Regions from separate parts of the Homo sapiens genome. Here all the other regions are linked to region 1. A link is an interaction called in ENCODE POLR2A ChIA-PET data of the cell type or tissue named here. Cell type or tissue: K562. All regions are shown on one strand. Links, peaks and the distances in the headings refer to the core of each region. The heading gives the core; the rest is flanking DNA.

What was found. ChIA-PET counts read pairs that join two places held together with the same protein. Peaks named below come from ENCODE experiments on the same cell type or tissue, not always from the same donor. Only the 100,000 strongest peaks of a DNase experiment are listed, where the experiment ranks them.
Region 2: POLR2A ChIA-PET joins it to region 1 with 6 read pairs; 3 of 35 experiments call an interaction of 5 or more read pairs at or near these places.
Region 3: POLR2A ChIA-PET joins it to region 1 with 5 read pairs; 14 of 35 experiments call an interaction of 5 or more read pairs at or near these places.

What each region holds. Positions count from the first base shown.
Region 1 is chr3:46,983,838-46,992,440 of GRCh38, forward strand. NBEAL2 (neurobeachin like 2) reads left to right here. Exons shown (of 54, transcript NM_015175.3): 2 at 4,832-4,920; 3 at 5,005-5,133; 4 at 5,248-5,329; 5 at 5,423-5,544; 6 at 5,674-5,756; 7 at 7,382-7,467; 8 at 7,569-7,851; 9 at 8,003-8,109. Among named protein-coding and RNA genes, the nearest start is that of NBEAL2, 8.5 kb to the left of the region's middle. RefSeq lists enhancers at 973-1,725, 3,206-3,265, 6,758-7,007 and a silencer at 4,046-4,225. In K562, for the core only: a CTCF peak has its summit at 3,532; DNase peaks (open chromatin) are centred at 3,644, 4,024 and 4,504; H3K4me3 peaks cover 1,862 bases.
Region 2 is chr3:47,182,064-47,190,666 of GRCh38, forward strand. All of the region lies in intron 2 of KIF9-AS1 (KIF9 antisense RNA 1), which reads left to right. Among named protein-coding and RNA genes, the nearest start is that of KIF9-AS1, 22 kb to the left of the region's middle. RefSeq lists a silencer at 5,602-5,802. In K562, for the core only: no CTCF peak of the experiment used is centred there; a DNase peak (open chromatin) is centred at 4,438.
Region 3 is chr3:47,151,293-47,153,792 of GRCh38, forward strand. All of the region lies in intron 1 of SETD2 (SET domain containing 2, histone lysine methyltransferase), which reads right to left. Among named protein-coding and RNA genes, the nearest start is that of SETD2, 12 kb to the right of the region's middle. In K562, for the core only: no CTCF peak of the experiment used is centred there; a DNase peak (open chromatin) is centred at 1,522.

The DNA.
Region 1 (8,603 bases), core at 2,582-5,081:
GTAGAAACAGGGTCAGTTACCATGGGGTCTATGGGGACCCTAGAAGGAAATTCCCATTTTCCTTAGTGATAGTAAAAGGGATTGGTCAGCTCTTGAGCCGCTTGCTTGAACCTACTTCCATTCTGTGGAGTGTACTTTCATTTCAATAAATCTATGCTTTCCTTGCTTAAAAAAAAATAGTGTCCAGGCGCGGTGTTTCACGCCTGTAATCCCAGCACTTTGGGAGGCTGAGGCGGGCAGATCACGAGGTCAGGAGATCAAGACCATCCTGGCTAACACAGTGAAACCCCATCTCTACTAAAAAAAAAAAAAAAAAAAATTAGCCAGGCGTGATGGCGAGTGCCTGTAGTCCCAGCTACTCAGGAGGCTGAGGCAGGAGAATGGTGTGAACCTGGGAGGCGGAGCTTGCAGTGAGTTGAGATCGCGCCACTGCACTCCAGCCTGGGCCGGCGACAGAGCGAGACTCCGTCTCAAAAAAAAACAAAAAAAACAATAGTACAAGGGGATGGTCAGGCCCTGGGGCAGGGTGGGTGTCATGGAGATCAGAAGGTCCACCCTTTCAGCACCCCCTCTCCAGGTAAGTGGGAGAGACTGGCCCAGCCACCCAGGCACTCAAACCACTATCCTCAGTTGTCCCTGCCCCAGCAAAGTCCCATCTTCCTGCTTCATCCCATGGCCTAACATCCTCCAAGCCTGACCTCCAGTCCTGGTGATGTAGCCAGAAGTCACGTTTAGCTTGACATTGTCCTCCCCGTCCTGATACTGAATGGGGGGACCCCCTAGGCCTGGGATAGGCTATTCCACATAAACACCACCCTGTCCCACTTCTGCTTGTCTGTCCCTGAAGATGGAGTGCTCACTACCGCCCAGGCAGCTCTGACTGAGAGGAGTCACCCACTCTTGAGCTGTGCTCTTCTCTCCCTTCCTGCTCCTAGCTCTTCCCTGGGGTCCATTAATGCCTCTTACTGTCACTCACAGAGGGGGCTGGGGGTTGTTGCCTGGAATTCAGGGAGCTCGGGCAGGCCAGAGCCCCTGGATCTGGAACTCCACTCACCTTACCCTGACCTCGAGTTGGGTAGGTGTGGCTGGAGAACTTTTACCCAAGAAGCAAAGGGATGGTTTTAAAGAGGTTAATGTTAAGTAACAAGCTACTGAGAGTTAGAACGGGGACTGGACTCCGGAACCCATGCCCTCACCTGATTCGGTTGGTGAGAGGCACCAGACAGGAATGGGTCTTACAAAGGGTGCTGATGCCCCTGATGGGGGCATTCCAGCAGAGCAAACAAGAGCAAAGCACAGGCAGACCTGTGGGGGTAGAGACAGTGATTCACGCCCTTGGGCCCAGGCATCCAGCGGGTTTGGGGTATGGAGGCTGCAGGTGAGGTGGGCACCACCCTACAGGGCCTCAGATGTGAGCTTGTGATAGGGCATGTGACTGGCTGATCAAGCCGTGATGGTGACAGATGTCTACTCGAGGCCCATTGTGCAATGGCCTTGGGGTACGTCAGGCAGGGTCTGGGAGCAGCATGGTGTCAGGCAGCTCAATGATCCCTGTCAGCTTGGCAAACAAGGTGTACTCCCTGTACTCCCCACCAATGTCACAACCACCAGCCCTCAGCCCTCCAGGTTACTTCAGAATTCCAGAGGAGTGGCAGTTCCATGCCCACCCAGGGACTGTTTGAGCCTAAGCAGCCCTCGGGAGCCCCTCACCCCCAGCACTCTCAAGTGCCCTCACAGCTAGTTGGGCATAAGTTGGGGTCTCTGTGGTGGTGCACATGAGACCCCCTCTTCCCAGGGACACCGGCCTTCCACATTCCCACAACCTTCTCCCCTGCTGCAGGACCTGGGCATCACTTACCTATGGACCCTGGAGAGGGCTTGGCAGGTGTGGCTGCTCCCGACCTGCCTTCAGTGGGGGACAGGGTTGGGGCCCTGACCCAGTTAGGTTGGGGCAAGGGGCTGGACTGTCCCTGACCCGTGTTCCTGCTCAGAGCTGGCACAACCGACCAAGGCAGAAGCTCTGAGAGGGGCATGGGAAGCCTGAGCATCATGGCCACTCCTCCCAGGCCCTGGACCCTCACATGCAGCACTGCCACCATGCTCTCGTCCCCTGCCATTCTCTGCCCTCTGACCCTGGCTCCCTGAGGGACTCCCGTACCCCGACACATTGCAGTCTCAAGCCATGGGGCCTAGGTCAGAGTTGGCCTGAGGTCTTCCAGGGAGAAACAGTGAGACCCAGGGAGGCAGGACAGGCAGCCACCCCACCCCTGCCTAATACTGTGCTTTGGAGACCTCGTCATCCCCTTTCAGAGCCCCTGAAGGCTGTCTTGATTGTCCCAGCCCTGAACCCAGCTCAGCCCAATCTGCTGAAAGTTTACAGGACTGGACAGGCCAAGGGTGTGGTTCTAGGGACAGAAAGTACTATCTACATACTCTAGGAGTATGTAGAGATTGAGGGACCCACCCCTGTGCTGGGAAGGCTGATCAAGGTGATGGCCACCAGGAGGGTGGGAGGTTCCTGCTCAAGTACCAAAAGCCCAAGTCACACAAGGCAGTGGGGCATAGGGTGGGAAAAGGCCTGGATAGGAGGATGTGAACCACAGAGGGGGAGAGGTGGAAGCTGGAGAAGCAGGTTCTGGTTGGACCAGCAGCCTGGAATGCTGCTCAGCAGTTGAGCCTTTATGGGGAGGGGTTAGACACGGTCAAATTTGGGCTTTCAGGTGCTCAGTAGAGCTGCAGCTGGCAGGAAGACTCACATTTTGAGTGACTAGCTTGACTGAGGGGCAGAAGAGAGGAAGACAGTATTGGGACATTTTTGAAGGCAGCTAGGGGTCTCTGTGGGGCCACTGAGGCAAGGATCGGGGCCCGCATGGTCCTCATGGGCTGGCTTGCTAGCAATCATGAGTGGTCCTGGCCTAGAACTAAGGTCTGGCTTTTAGCATCCTCAAAGGTACACTGAAGACAAAGTAGTAGATAAGGCATCCCCTGTGGGGCCTCCTGTTTCCCCATCTGCAATGGGAGAGGTTCAGAAGAAATGGTCCAGGGCCCCTGGCCACCTCTGCTGTCTCAGGATCTGGGTATTTTGGGCTCCTTGCTGATTGTTCGGGAGGAGGCTGCCAGCAGGAGAGGGTGGAGAGGTCAATAAATGTAACTGACAGACAAAATGTCATGGTTGTGTGGGTCTGCACCATGGTGGCCCTGGCACCTCTCTGAGTTGTCTGGGCTTCAGATCTGCACTAAACTGTACCAGGGAGTTCCCCAATCACAGGGTGGACGGCTGCTCTGCCTAGGTTTTTTGGGGATCTGGCTCAGGTCTGCTGCAGTCAGGCCTCTTGCCCTGGGGCCATTCAGGCCTTGCCCGTGGTCTGGGCCCATAGGCTGCAAAAATTAGCCATCCATCCAAAGATAGTTCTGGAGGTCCTTGGGTATGAGGCCCATGGCCCCTGGGGAGCAGCCTGAGGCCTGCTGAGTGCTGACTGTGATGTGTCCCTTGCCTCTTCATCCTTTTCCACTCTAGCTCCCCCTGTCCACCTCTCTGACTCTAGGAAAGAAGGCTGCCTTTTGGACTCAGCTGGTTAGGAGCTCCATATGGGGCCAGCCTGGAGGAGCTCCTGTATAAGCCACAACCCACCCCTGGCCCCTGGGAGGGGCTTAGAGATTAGAGCAGATACGGGCTAGGCTAGGATTTATCAGCTGTGTTCCTGAGCGAAGAGAACTGCAGAGTTCAGATGAGGTGGCCAGGACATGGCGGGCGGCGGGGCGGGACAAAGGTATGGCTGAGTCTTCTACATCGACCCCTGTGGCCTGAGGCCTTGCGCGCAGGTCAGGGAGCTGTGGGTGCCTTAAGTGAAGGGTACTGCAGCAGCAGGATCAGAACCCTCACCTGGATAAGAGCTCTTCCAGGCGCCAACCTCATGCTTGTAAAACTAGTCTTGGCCCACAAGCCCCACCCAGGACAGGTGACTCCACCCCTCTGTAACAGGTCCCACCCTCTGTGCAGGCCAGGTCGCTTGCAGCCTCTCTCACTGGGGCCCAGGGTGCCCCGGCCCCCCCACATCCCTGCGGTCTGCCGGGAGGAAGCGGTCCCCCTCCCCCACCGTGACTCTGCGCTTCCTGCCCCAGCCCCGGGGCGGGAGGAGACATTTCCCGTTCACACCAAAGTTTTCCTGGCAGCGCCTAGACCTGGGCTTAGCCACTGCCCCTCTTGCCCATGGAACCAGCTCTGGGGCCTGGGGTCCAGGTAACCAGCAAGGGTGGGTGGAGGTTCCCGGGGCAAGGCAGGGCCGCACATGAGGATGTGCGCATGTCTGGGTCTGCCTGTCTAATGGTACACGTGTGTCCTGGGATCCACAGTTAAAGAAGGCTACTGAAGGTGGTGGCTGCTGGGCTGGGTGAAGATGGCAGATGAGGACCCAGCCCAAGGCTCTTGGTAGGGGGTGGCTGCTGTGTGGGACACCTTCTCCAGCCCTAGCACCAGTGTGGGCCACAGCCACACCCCACTTACGCCCCTCCCCTGGCTGTGTCAGACCTGCCTAGGACTGCAGGCATTAGGGAGGTGGGAGCAGAAACTGGGAGGCTGAGAGAAGCAGTGGGGTGCCTGGAAAAGTGGTCAGTATGTACCTAACTCTCTGATGCTGACCTTCCAATGTCCTGCCCTCCCTCCCCCGTCCCCCACTCCCCTTCTCCACACCCTCCACTCTGCCTTTAACCCCTTGTCCATGCCCTCTGTCCACCTCCATTCATTCTTCGCCTCTGTCTACATCCCCTTGTCCCTGCCCTGTTTACTGCATCCCTCCTGCCCCCCACCACTGTTCCCCTGTTCTGCCTACAGAAGGACCTGGGTTACCTGCAGCAGTGGCTGAAGGCCTTTGTAGGTGCCTTCAAGAAGAGCATCTCACTGTCCTCTCTGGAGCCACGAAGGTGAGGCTGGATCTGCACTGAGGGCAGGGACAGAGCAGGGAGATTGAGGGGTCCTCAGCACCCGTGTCTCCCCTTTCCTTGCAGGCCAGAGGAGGCAGGTGCAGAGGTCCCGCTGCTACCACTGGATGAGCTGCATGTGCTGGCCGAACAGCTGCACCAGGCTGACCTGGAGCAAGCCCTCCTGCTGCTCAAGCTCTTCATCATTCTCTGCAGGTGTCTCTGTTGTCCACTCTACAAGCAGGGGCCTAGAACTGTGGGCCAGAGGGAGAGGGGACAAGGAGGGGCATGGTGTATTATTGTGACCTCTCTCATCATTGACTCCCCCAGGAACCTGGAGAACATAGAGGCAGGCCGGGGCCAAGTGCTAGTGCCCCGAGTGCTGGCACTGTTGACCAAGTTGGTGGCGGAGGTGAAGTGGCCTCTACCTTGGGGGGCAGAGGGTGTATGCAGGGAGGCAGGCGGTAGCCATGGCGGGGCTAACCCTCTCTCCCCACACCTACAGCTGAAAGGATGCCCACCACCCCAGGGCCGAGGCACGCAGTTGGAGAATGTGGCCCTACATGCTCTGCTTCTCTGCGAGGGCCTCTTTGACCCTTACCAAACCTGGCGGCGCCAGCGCAGTGGGTGAGACCCAGCCCACAGGAAGGGAACCCAGAGGAGGGTGGGGAGAGGATGGCCGCGCTGGGCCCAAGGAGGGGTGACGGCCAGGAGTGGTGAGAGCCGGGCTGATGTACTTGGCCTCACTGCCCCCAGGGAAGTCATCAGCTCCAAGGAGAAGAGCAAATACAAGTTCCCTCCTGCTGCTTTGCCCCAGGAATTCAGCGCCTTCTTCCAAGGTCAGGCCCCGCCCCTGCCCCCACTTGGCTCCACCCCCAAACCTAGGCCCCTTCCTGTCGTTCCTTGATCCTGCCATACACAGGAACCACTTGGTGGTGGCTGCATGCAGGACTGGGAGAACCAAAGACCAAGCAAGAGTTTAGGGACAGAGACAAGAGAAGACATCTTGGGCTGGAGCGAGGGCCTCCCATCAGGTGGAGGGGTGGGGTCAACCTGCCTACCCAGATTTCTCATCCTCTTTCCCCGCCATCTCCTGGATCCTTCTAGCCACTTGTACCCTACTGTGATCTTAAAACTCTCTGGTCCAATCCCTTTGTCCCCATAGCCTCCACGCATCTCCACCCATCCCGGAGACACAGGAGGTATCTCCACCTCCTGTTCCCTGGCTGCTGGAGGATCTGGTGCCCAGGACAGCTGTGGCTGCCTGTTCACAGGTGGTCCTGTGAACCTGTTCTCCCTGGTGACCCTCCACCCCTGGGTCCCCTCTCTCCTCTCATTGGAGGGAGACTGGCCAGGACTTTAGATAGGCTCAGGGTGGGATATGGCCTGGACAGAGGTGGGCAGGGCTGTGAAAAGGTGGTGACCTATTGGGATATTAAATGTCTCAGTGATGCCCCCATGGAGCTGTGGGCCTGGATCTAGAGTTGGGGCAGCAACTCCAGGAGGGGAGGCACCCCTAGGGAGCTCCTCGACTTTATTTTCCCATAGCCTGGGTGCTGTTATTAAAACAAACTGGATTTCATTTCTCCTCCCATCATATCCCTTGATGTCAACCTGACGTCCTCAAGATGAAATCCTACTCCTCCCACAGCCTTTCTCTCCACTTGCCCTGCTGCTCAGCCTGGCTTCTGTCCTCTCATTCCCAGACTGCTACCACTGACCCCACCTCAGGGTCTTAGCCCATGCTGTGCCTTCTCCCCTCCAACTGCATTCTCAGGTCTCCCCTCAAAAGCCCCATCCCCAAGGAGGCCTCCCACCCATCCAGCCGGAATCAAGCCCCAGCCCTACTCTTCCTCCTCTGCCAGGCATGTGACCCGGGGCTAGTCCCTTCTGCCCTCTGAGTTTCAGTCCCTGGCCTGGCATCCTGTCCAGTTTTGCTGGCGCAGGGCCAGGTGGGCCTCCTACGTATTAGGTTGTGAAAGCCCCTAGAAGTCCCAGGCAAAGGCATGGGCGTGGGGGGAGGTGGCATCAGTATAGTAGATACAGCAGAGTCCCCAGAGCACGGCATGGGAAGCACCAACCGTCACAGGGCAGAGGCAGCAAGAGATTTGCATCTGAGAAACTAAGCCCTGGTCATCATGGGGAAGTGGAAGGGTATGTGCTCATGCTGGGGCCCTCACTTTGGGGCTTAAGGATCTGGGAAGCTGGCTAGACTCTCAGGGCTGGTCTTTGTCACCCTTAAGTCCCCCAAAGAAGGGTTGTCCCTTTCAGGCCCTCTACTATACAGCCATAACTCCTTAGATGCCCCCCAGGGCAGAGCCAGCTCTTATCCCTCACACTGGATCTTTTACTTGGCCCAGCTCCCTCTCCCCTCCACCCCAGGGCACTCACCTCTTGTGCAGCCCCCTGGGTCCATAGCCCTGCAACCTTGGTGACATTACCCTGCCCACACCCCCCTACCCAGAGAGCCTACAGAATGCAGACCACTTGCCTCCCATACTGCTGTTACGTCTCATCCACCTCTTCTGCGCCGTCCTCGCTGGAGGAAAGGTAGGCTGGGAGGTGAGCCTGTGGACTAGAGAGCAGCTCTTTCAGTATCTCTCTGCTGGGTGAGCCCCTTGCCCACTGCCCATCTCTGTCCACACCTGCAGGAGAACGGGCAGATGGCTGTAAGTGATGGCTCTGTGAAGGGCCTGCTGAGTGTGGTGCGGGGCTGGAGCCGTGGGCCAGCCCCGGACCCGTGCCTAGTGCCACTGGCTCTAGAGGCACTGGTAGGTGCAGTCCATGTCTTGCATGCCAGCCGCGCACCTCCTCGTGGCCCAGAGCTTCGTGCCCTGCTTGAGAGCTACTTCCATGTCCTTAATGCTGACTGGCCAGCTGGTCTGAGCTCAGGCCCCGAAGAGGCCCTTGTCACCCTCCGGGTCAGCATGCTCGGTGGGTATGGGCTCCCAGGCTCTTGGGGAAGGGGCACCATGAGGGAAAAGCCTAAGTGATGATGGAAGGTCTGGATAGGGCAGCATAGGAAGGAAGGCTTAAGGCTGCCTAGAGGGGTCTGGGCAGGGCCTGACCCTTGACCCTTCCACAGACGCCATCCCCATGATGCTGGCATGTGAAGACCGGCCAGTGCTGCAAGCCACCTTCCTCAGCAACAATTGCTTTGAACACCTCACTCGGCTCATTCAGAACAGCAAGGTGGGTAGGGCCCAGCCTGGGGGTGAGGGTCTGGAAGCCAGAGGCTAGGGGAGCCACGCATAGGTGCCAGGCTGCTGCTGAGCAAACATGGGCTGGACAGAGTCAGTGTTTTGCAGCTGGTGGGATGGCTTGCAGTTCAGTGGGAGGGTGTGGGGCATGGACAAGGGCCCATCCCTTGGGGCCTCTATAGGACTGGGCTTGAGGCTTAGGACATCTTTGTGCCCCATGGAAGCGGGGCTTGTTATGGAAGGAAGGGAGCTGCTCTGGTGCCTTGTTTCCCTTTCCGTGGCCCCAAGTACAGGGGCTAGAGGAGGGCACCACTGCTTTCAGATGCAGTGCCTGCTCCCACCCGCTCATCCCCCCGACTGCCCATCTGAGCAGGGCACAGGGGGCTCAGCACCCTACTCTTCCCTAGTGCCGGGCAGGGCACCTGGCAGCTGCCCCTGGTCCTGCTCTAACCCCACCCTCTCCCATCTTCCTCCTCTCTTCTTTGC
Region 2 (8,603 bases), core at 2,900-5,399, 200 kb after region 1:
CAAGCAATTCTCCTGCCTCAGCCTCCTGAGTAGCTGGGACCACAGGTGCATGCCACCACGCCTGGCTAATTTTTGTATTTTTAGTAGAGACAGGGTTTCACCATGTTGGACTGGCTGGTCTCAAACTCCTGACCTCAGGTGCTGGAGTTACAGGTGTGAGCCACCGTGCCCGGCCCTAATTTTTGTATTTTTTGTAGAGATGGGGTATCCCCATGTTGCCCAGGCTAGTCTCAACTCCTGGGCTCAAGTGATCCACCTGCCTCAGCCTCCCAAAGTGCTGAAAATACAGGTGTGAGCCACTATGCCCAGCCTCAGCCATTATCTTCCTGTTCCTGGAATTTGTGATATAAAGAACAATGTACAGCCAATCAATAGCTTATATTACTTTAACATAAATTCTTTTTTTATTTTTTTTGAGACAAGAGTCTCATCCTGTTGCCCAGGTTGGAGTACAGTGTTGCATTCTCGGCTCACTGCAACCTCCGCCTCCCGGGTTCAAGCAATTCTTCTGCCTCAGCCTCCTGAGTAGCTGGGATTACAGGCACATGCTACCATGCCCCAGTAATTGTATTTTTGGTAAAGACAGGGTTTCACCATGTTGGCCAGGCTGGTCTCAAACTCCTGACCTCAGGTAATCTGTCCACCTTAGCCTCCAAAAGTGCTGAGATTACAGAGGTGAGCCACCATGACCGGCCCTAACATAAATTCTTGATAAGCAACTTAGAAATTGCCTCTTCTATATTCCTTTAAAAACCCACTTATAACTGCTGTTAATCAGAGCGTATATTCAGGGCAACTTGAATCTGTGCTCCTGGGTTGTAGTCCATTAACTTGGCCCAAACAGACTCTGTACTTAGTTAATTTTTCCTCAGTTTTTTTCCTTTTGGTTAACAGAAGAAAACAAGGAAACAACAGCAAAAGTCTAGAGGGGAGGGTGGTGGGTGGGAGAGAGTGGGAATAGAGATCAGGACATGGACTTGCTACAATATATTATTATTGTTATTATTATTATTATTTTCCGAGACAGAGTCTTGCTCTGTCACCTAGGCTTAGTGCAGTGGGATGATCTTGGCTCACTGCAACCTCCACCTCCCAGGTTTAAGCAATTCTCCTGCCTCAGCCTCCTCTGTCAAAAAAAAAAAAAAAAAAAAAAGATTTATATTTTTCTTTTTTTTTATCAAGTCATAATCATGGAACAGGGTATGAAGAAGACCAAGTTGGGCTGGAACTTGGTTCCCTGACTCACATGAGCTACAACTCCCACCTCTGTCTGGCTAATTTTTGTATTTTTAGTAGAGATGGGGTTTCACCATGTTGGCCAGGCTGGTCTCAAACTCCTGACCTCGTGATCTGCCCGCCTCGGCCTCCCAAAGTGCTGGGATTACAGGCGTGAGCCACCATGCCCGGCCTAACAATATATTATTTAAAATGTCCACTTTGTAACACGAAGTTACAAGATGAGCAAAAAACATGAAAGTGTGATCCATACACAGGAGAAAACAAAACAGGTAATAGAAACTGCCTTTGAAGAGCCCAGATGTTGACTTTAGTAGACAAACAAATACTTTTTTTTGTTTGTTTGTTTTTGAGACGGAGTCTCACTCTGTCGCCTAGGCTGGAGTGCAAAGGTGCAATCTCAGCTCACTGCCAACCTCCGCCTCCTGGGTTCAAGCAATTCTGCCTCAGCCTCCTGAGTAGCTGGGATTACAGGTGCACACCATCACATCCGGCTAATTTTGGTATTTTTAGTAGAGACGGGGGTTTCACCATGTTGGTCAGGCTGTTCTTGAACCCCTGACCTTGAGATCCGCCCACCTCAGCCTCCCAAAGTGCTGGGATTACAGGCGTGAGCCACCGCGCCGGGCCTTTTATTTATTTATTTATTTTTTTTTGAGAGCATCTTGCACTGTTTCCTGGGCTGCAGTGCAGTGGCACAATCTCGGCTCACTGCAACCTCCACCTCCTGTGTTCAAATGAATCTCGTGCCTCAGCCCCCCAGGTAGCTGGGATTACAGGTATGCGCCACCACACCCAGCTAATTTTTGTATTTTTAGCAGAAATGGGGTTTCGCCATATTGGCCAAGCTGGTCTTAAACTCCTGGCCTCAAGTGATCCACCCACCTCAGCCTCCCAAAGTGCAGGGATTATAGGCGGGAGCCCCCACACCTGGCCTAGCATACAAATACTTCCAAGCAGCTATTACAAATATGTTCACACAACTCTTAGTTGGTTCAGGCTGCTATGACAAATTACCATAGACTGGGTGGCTTAAACAACAGAAATTTATTTCTCATAGCTATGGAGGCTAGGAAGTCTGAGATTTTGGTGCCAGCATGTTCATGTTCTGGTGAGGGCCCTCTTCTGATTGCAGACTACTATGTTCTTACTGTATCTCATATGGCAGAAACAGACACTCTCTGGGATCCCTTTCTTCTTATTATTATTTTTTTTGAGATGGACTCTCGCTCTGTCACCCAGGCTGGAGTGCAGTGGCACGATCTCGGCTGACTGCAAACTCCGCCTCCCAGGTTCAAGCGATCCTCCTGCCTCAGCCTCCCAAGTAGCTGGGATTACAGGTGCATACCACCACGCCCGGCTAATTTTTGTATTTTTGGTAGAGAGGGGGTTTCACCATGTTGGTCAGGCTGGTCTTGAACTCCTGACCTCAGGTGATCCACTTGCCTCAGCCTCCCAAAGTGCTGGGATTACAGGCATAAGCCACTGAGCCCAGCCCCCTTTCTTTTCTTTTCTTTTTTTTTTTTTTTGAGATGGAGTCTCGCTCTGTTGCCCAGGCTGGAGTGCAGTGGCATGATCTTGGCTCACTGCAATCTCTGCCTCCTGGGTTCACGCCATTCTCCTGCCTCAGCCTCCCAAGTAGTTGGGACTACAGGCGCCTGCCACCATGCCTGGCTAATTGTTTCTATTTTTTAGTAGAGATGGGGTTTCACTGTGCTAGCCAGGATGATCTTGATCTCCTGACCTCGTAATCCGCCCACCTCAGCCTCCCAAAGTGCTGGGATTACAGGCGTGAGCCACCACGCCTGGCCTCTTTTTTTTTAATAATAGAGATGGGGTCTTACTATGTTGCCCAGGCTGGTCTTGAACTGCAGCCTCCAGCAGTCCTCCCACTTCAACCTCCCAAAGTGCCAGGATTCTAGGTGTGAGCCACTGCACCTGGCTTGGGGTTCCTTTTTATTTTTTATTTATTTTCTAACTTAAAAAAATGTATTTCCATAGTTTATTGGGAAACAGGTGGTGTTTGATTACATGAGTAAGTTCTTTAGTGGTGATTTGTGAGATTTTGGTGCACCCGTCACCCAGACTGTATACACTGCACCCAATGTGTAGTCTTTTATAAGGGTTCCTTTTTAAAGGAAGGGTACTAATCCCATTCACAAGGGCTCCACCCTCATGACCCAAATACCTCCCAAAGGCCCTACTTCCTAATACTATCACTTTGGGGATTAGGATGTCAACATATGAATTTTGAGGGGACACAAACAGTCCATTGCAATGGGTAAAAGATTTGAACAGTAACTTCACCAAAGATGCACTGATGGCAAATAAAAAGATACTCAACATCATTAGTCATAGAGGAAATGCAAATTTAAATCAGAACAAATACCACTACACACCTATTAGAGTAGCTGAAGTTAAAAAGAGTGAGCATATTGAGTGTTTATGACAATGTCTGGTGCTTTCTTCTTGGTGGTAGAAAGTGGAAGATGCAATAATTTGTTTTTTATTTTGGAGGAAATGTCCCAGATTACTGGGACCCTAAAAATTTTACTGGGTTGGGCCCAGTGGCTCACACCTGTAATCCTAGCACTTTGGGAGGCCAAGGCTGGTGAATCACGAGGTCAGGAGTTTGAGACCAGCCTGACCAACATGGTGAAACCCCATCTCTACTAAAAATACAAAAATTAGCCAGGCGTGGTGGTGCACGCCTGTAATCCCAGCTACTCAGGAGGCTGAGGCAGTAGAATCGCTTGAACCCAGGAGGTGGAGGTTGCAGTGAGCCGAGATCATGCCACTGCACTCCAGCCTGGGTGACAGAGCGAGACTCCATCTAAAAAAAAAAAAAAAATGTACTGATGTGGTGGGCCTCTGAATTGCCATAGGGTTTATCTCCTATTCATTGTAACATGAATCTTCCAAAGGACTATATCATGCTAGCCACTTATTACTTATTTGATCAGTTTAGTACAATGCCATCAATATAACAGACCTATAGTATTCTGAATATAGTATTCTGAAGGATAGCCAGATTATTTATTTTTCTTCAGTTTATAGATTGACAGAGGCAGGAGAGGTAAGATAACTTTGGGCAACACTGAAATGTATACTGTTGTCCATTCCAAGTGAATGTGAACTGTTTCTGATTCTCATATCTGGCAGGGGCAGGAAAACAACACACTCAGCAGAATAATCGCCATATATCATCTTCCTGAGGCTGTGATAATCTGCCTAGGCCAGTATACCACATCTGGCACAGCAGCTGCATTTGGGACTACTACTTGACTGAGTTTGCAGTAGTCCAAATGTCTTTCTCCAGGATCCATCTGATGTTTTTTGGGGGTCGTATTGGTTAATTAAATGGGGATATAAGGAGTACACTATCCCTGATGTCTTTAAGATAGTTGTATATTTTGGCTGGGCGTGGTGGCTCATGCCTGTAATCCCAGCACTTTAGGAGGCCAAGGCAGGTGGACAACTTGAGGCCAGGAGTTGGAGACCAGCCTGGCCAACATTGCAAAACCCCATCTCTACTAAAAATACAAAAAAATTAGCTGGGCATGTTGGTGCACGCCTGTAATCCCAGCTACTCAAGAGGCTGAGGCAGGAGAATCGCTTGAACCTGGGAGGTGGAGGTCTCAGTGAGCCAAGATGGCACCATTACACAGGAGCCTGGGCAACAGAGTGAGACTCTGTCTCAAAAAAAAATAAAATAAAAATTATCTTTTTAACCATCTGTGCAAGTTCCCTTGGCTACCATGCTGACTTTGCCAGTCATTATGATTATATCCACCTGGCTTTTAATGGTTAAGCTATCTGATATCTATGGGGGTGTGCACAATTATTGTTATTCACATTGCTATTAGAGAGCCCAGATTAATGGCTTCTTCTAACTTCAACCCTGACCTACAGAGAAAAGCCACTGTTTGACTTAGTGATGCTTGGTGTCCCCTCACCAATTCATTCCTTACAGTTTTAGTAAATGGTGTCTCCTTCAAGCCCTCCCATGGACTATTAGGGTATGGATTCCTCTTAGGAAAAGAACCTTTTCTGAATTCACAGATAAAATATATCTGTTTGAAATGTAGAATTTTCTAGTTACAACTTCTGAAGTCAAGCCCATCAAAATACAGAATATATATTGCTAATATTTTGTATATTCCCTGTGCTGTAAATACCTGGATCTATTGTGCCAAATTTTAGCTAATACAAGATTATTAGTGTCAAACAGCAAATATAAAATTATTAGTGCTTGAGATAAAAAAATGGTATATTATTTTAACTAGAAATTGTTTGTCTAATATTCACAAACTCCATCTTTTAACCCCATTGTAACATGCACAGCTTCTGTAAATTTAGTTCATACTATTATATTTAACTCTACCCTATGAATGTAATTCAGCATAGCCAATTCCCCCACGTGTATAGACATTTTTATGTCATTTCATCCCTCTGACACTGTCTCATTTCTGCCTCTTCAGATAGCACTCACAACTATATCTCTCTCAGAAAGAAGACTCATGTACGCTACAAGGAGGTATTATAGAATCACTTCCTATGCTTTTTTTTTTTTTTTTTGAGATGGAGTGTTGTTCTGTCACCCAGGCTGTAGTGTAGTGGCATGATACCAGCTCACTGCATCCTCCGCCTCCTGGGTTCAAGCAATTCTCCTGCCTCAACCTCCTGAGTAGCTGAGATTACAGGCACCCACCACCAGCCCCAGCTAATTTTTGTATTTTTAGTAGAGACGGGTTTTTACCATGTAGGCCAGGCTGGTCTTGAACTCCTGACCTTGTGATCCACCCTCGTGATCACCTGAGCTTTTTTTTTTTTTTTTTTTCCTGAGATGGAGTCTCTCTTTGTCGCCCAGGCGGGAGTGGAGTGGTGCGATCTCAGCTCACTGCAACCTCCACCTCCTGGGTTCAAGTGATTCTTTTGCCTCAGCCTCCCAAGTAGCTGGGACTACAGGCATGTGCCACCACACCCAGCTAATTTTTTTGAATTTTTAGTAGAGACGGGGTTTCACCATATTGGCCAGGCTAGTCTCGAACTCCTGACCTCGTGAGCCGCCCGCCTCACCTCCCAAAGTGCTGGGATTATAGGAGTGAGCCACTGCTCCCGGCCCACCTCGGGCTTTTAAAAAAAAAAAAAAAAATTGAGAAGATGGTTTCTATCTAGAGAATTGGTGTTCAGATCTTACTGCAAAAGGCTAATTTTTACTGACTTATACAAATGTTATATTTTTCTACTGTTTCATTTAACCCAACAACATTTCATCCCCACCATGAGAAACCTAAACAAGTTGAAATAAACCCCAAGCTTGGAGTAGTAAATTAGATTAGTAAAGTAGGTTAAATTAGTAAAGTAGATTTCTGCTTCTCCCTATCAACATCCTTTATTTTTATTTTTTGGTTCCCAGTAATAGCATCTGCCAATAGAACTTTTTTGAAAAAAATGTTCCTTTGACAGCAATTTATTGAATGCTTTTTACATGCTAAACACTATGGATAGAAATAGAGCATACAGGCCAGGCACTGTGGCTCATGCCTGTAATCCTAGCACTTTAGGAGGCCGAGGTGGGTAGATCACGAGGTCAGGAGTTCAAGACCGGCCTGGCAAACATGGTGAAACCCCGTCTCTACTAAAAATACAAAAATTAGCTGGGCGTGGTGGCATGCACCTGTAATTCCAGCTACTCAGGAGGCTGAGGCAGGAGAATTGCTTGAGTCTGGGAGGCGGAGGTTGCATTGAGCCGAGATCACACCACTCCCTCCAGCCTGGGTGACAGAGTGAGACTCTGTCTCAAAAAAAAAAAAAGGGAAAAAATAAATAGAGGATACAGAGATAAACGAGATAATTCCTGCCTTTGGGAAGCTCCCAAACTAACTGGAGAAACACTTCTAAACAGATAAGGAGGGCTGGGCATGGTGGCTCATGCCTGAAGTCCCAGCACTTTGGGAGGCTGAGGGGAGGAAGATTACTTGAACCCAGGAGTTTGAAACCAGCCTGGGTGACACAGCAAGACACCAATGCACTCCAGCCTGGGCAATGGAGCCAGATCCTATCTGTAAAAAAATAAAATAAGGCCGGGCATGGTGGCTCACGCCTATAATCCCAGCACTTTGGGAGGCCAAGGCGGGTGGATCACAAGGTCAGGAGTTCAAGACCAGCCTGACCAAGATGGTGAAACCACGTATCTACTAAAAATACAAAAAGCCAGGCATGGTGGCAGGCACCTATAATCCCAGCTACTCGGGAGGCTGAGGCAGGAGAATCGCTTGAACCCAGGAGGCGGAGGTTGCAGTGAGCTGAGACTGTGCCACTGCACTCCAGCCTGGGCAACAGAGTGAGACTCCATCTAAAAATAAATAAATAAATAAAATGAACAAATAAGGAGCACTACTGTATTAAAAATGCTGTAAAGTACTGTAAAGATGGCAACAGAGTGCTAAAGGAAAACGAAGTACCTCTCTGCCTGGGAGAGTTGAGAAAGGTGGTGATATATAAGCTGAGCACTAAATGATGAACAGTTATTTGACAAAAAAGGAGGCAGAAATTTTAAAAAAAAATTTAAAGAAGGAGGCAGGAAAGGGTCTTTTCAGGCAGTGAACATTACTAGCTCCATTGGTGAGTTTGTTAGTAACTTTGCGGACCATACTAGAAGACAAGAGGGGTGTTCCTTCCTGTACTACAGAGAACCCAAGCAGTAGCCAATCAGCTCTATGCGCTAGATTATAAGCATCTGAATATATATATATATATATATATATATATATTTTTTTTTTTTTTTTTTTTTTTTTTTTTTTTGAGACGTCGTTTTATTCCCGTTGCCCAGGCTGGAATACAAAGGCGTGATCTCGGCTCACTGCAACCTCCACCTCCCAGGTTCAAGCAATTCTCCTGCCTCAGTCTCCCGAGTAGCTGGGATTACAGGCATGCGCCACCACCCTCGGCCAATTTTTTGTATTTTTAGTAGAGACGGGGTTTCTCCATGTTGGTCAGGCTGGTCTTGAACTCCTGACCTCAAGTGATCCGCCCGCCTTGGCCTCCCAAAGTACTGGGATTACAGGCGCGAGCCACCGTGCCCGGCAAGCATCTGAATATCTTAACGTGGACTTATAATAATGGAACAGCAGTTAACCAAAGCAGGGTCTAAGATGAAAGACTGCCTGAAATCATTCCTAAACACATGCTCATGTGAGGATGCCTCACTTACCTGCCATGTCTGTGAGTACAAACCTGGAGTTTGTTTTTTGGGATTTTTTTTGGTGGGGGGGATGGAATCTCGCTCTGTCACCCAGGCTGGAGTGCAGTGGCACAATCTCGACTCACTGCAACCTCTGGCTCCCAGGTTCAAGCAATTCTCC
Region 3 (2,500 bases), core at 1-2,500, 160 kb after region 1:
ACCAAAACATCTTAAAAATTACAGAATTATAAAAATACATATATAAAAACATATCTTTTAAAAACTTATATGAAAAAATAGCATCGATGAAAATAAAAAAGCTTAAGCAATCGGTACATTTCAAAAAAGCACACAGCTAACAAAAAAATTGTGCAGCACACATACGCACAACTGGAAAAAAAGTCCTATCACAGATTCTAACTCCTGCTCCCAGTTTCATATCCTGACACCATCATGATCTTCTCTAAGAGCATGCCGCGTACAGTGGCTCATGTCTATAATCCCAGCATGTGGGGAGGCCAAGGCGGGTGGATCACCTGAGATCGGGAGTTCGAGACCAGCCTAGCCAACATAGTGAAACTCCATCTCTGCTAAAACACAAAAATTAGCCGGGCGTGGTGGTACGCGCCTGTAATCCCACCTACTTGGGAGGCTGAGGCAGGAGAATTACTTGAACCCGGGAAGCGGAGGTTGCAGAGAGCCAAGATCGCACCACTGCACTCCAGCCTGGGAGAGAGACCAAGACTCTTGTCTCAAAAAAAAAAAAAAAAAAAAGTTTGGAAAGAAAATAGGTAGTCAAAGAAGGAAGAGCACCAAATACTTCTTGCAAATCTCATCATCTCCCTAATTCATATGAGCAATACTATAATTGGGGGAACAGTCTTTTTATATTCAATCACTACGGTTTGAATGTGTTCAAGGTGTTCATATCAGCTAGTAACACTACTTCCTTACACAAACTGCTAATCTGCCAAAAAGTATACTATACTTTTCATAATTGTGACAACTGGTTTCCTGAATAATTGTACAACAAAAGTTGTTTTGTTTTTGTTCCTCAATAGACATGGTAAGCTTAAGCTTGAAAATATACCTATTATGGTTACCTTGAGGCAAACTTGAAGAGATTTTCACCAATTTCTAAAATGTTGTATTGTACCTCAAAGAAATTTGCCTTTACTACAGATAATTCTTAACTACATTTTCAGCACAGAACCAGTACCATAAAATGTGTAGCTTATGTTTTAGAGTTGATACTCCAATCAAGTATTGATAAATTAATGGAAGAGTCGTATTTTTAACCAGGCAATTTTTAACCAGATGTATTTTCAACCAGGTCTGTGTGTGCTCAAGGCCAGAATAAATGGATTTCTATAGAAAGAGTTTTTACAGTCATTTAATATAATTTGTGAAAAACAGTATTTGCTCCACTTTACATTCACACAAAACTCATAAAAAATTTAAACTTTAAACCTAGCATCTTCTGCTTCTTCAAATAGAGTATGTAATTAATAACTATTCATCATGAGGCCAAATATCAGACAAAAGCCTCAAAACACAAGTTAGACCACGGATTCACAAAGAGCTAACCATGAAGCAAATAGTGTTGATTACGATAATAGTCCTCCCCAAAGAGAGGGTCCAACCACACTTGGCAGGGAAGTGGGCCACAGGAAGAACTACAATTGGAAACCACCACTTGCTCTAGGTTCTTGCAAGCCCAGAGCAGTGCTCCCAGTAAGCAGACCTCCCAGAAGCCTGCCAGCACAATTGCAGTCTTATCAACACCCACATCATCCCAAGGATATTTTCACTTGCAAGATGTTAGCATTTGACAGAAAAAGCATTCTAAAATAAAAAGCAACTATGGGAATTCAGACCTATCTTAAACCTCCATTGAAATGACAATATGTTTGCTCAGCTGGAAAAAAGACTGAAGTAACCATTAGCTTGACCAAAAACACAAAAAACAGGCATGGTGGCTCACGCCTGTAATCCCAGCACTTTGGAAAGCTGAGGCAGGAGGATCACTTGAGACCAAGAGTTCAAGACCAGCCTGGGCAGTGAGGTGAGACCCAGTGAAGTGATTATCTAATTTTTAAAATTAAAAAATTAAAAAGCAAAGACTACCAAATTAAACAAAGTAAATTTACACAAATTCCAAAGCTAAGAGACTCAAATACAACATTTTATTACACAATTTTTATTAACCAAAAATTATACAAGGTAATTAACCAAAAATTATACAAGGTAATTGCCTTTCATTTGAATGAGAGACTTCCAAATACTGTATAAGTCCAACTATGGAAAAATGACAACAACAAACCTATCAAATTTTGTCTTAGCTCTGTTGGCCAGCCTCAAACCAACCATTTTCAAGAGACTCCCCACTTAAGGCCAGGCACAGGGGTGCCCAGCACTGTAATTCCAGTGCTTTGGGAGGCCGAGGTGGGAGGATTCCTTGAAGCCAGGAGTTTGAGACCAGCTTGGGCAACATAGTAAGACTCCTATCTCTACAAAAAAAATTTAAAAATTAGCTAGGTGTGGTGGCGCATGCCTGTTGTCCCAGCTACTTGGGAGGCTGAGGCAGGAGGATTGCTTGAGCCCAAGAGTTCGAGGCTACAGTGAACTGGGATCATACCACTGCACTCCAGCCTAGGTGACAAGGGAGGCCCTGATCCAAAAAAGAAAAAAAAAAAAAGAGATCCCACTTAAATGCCTT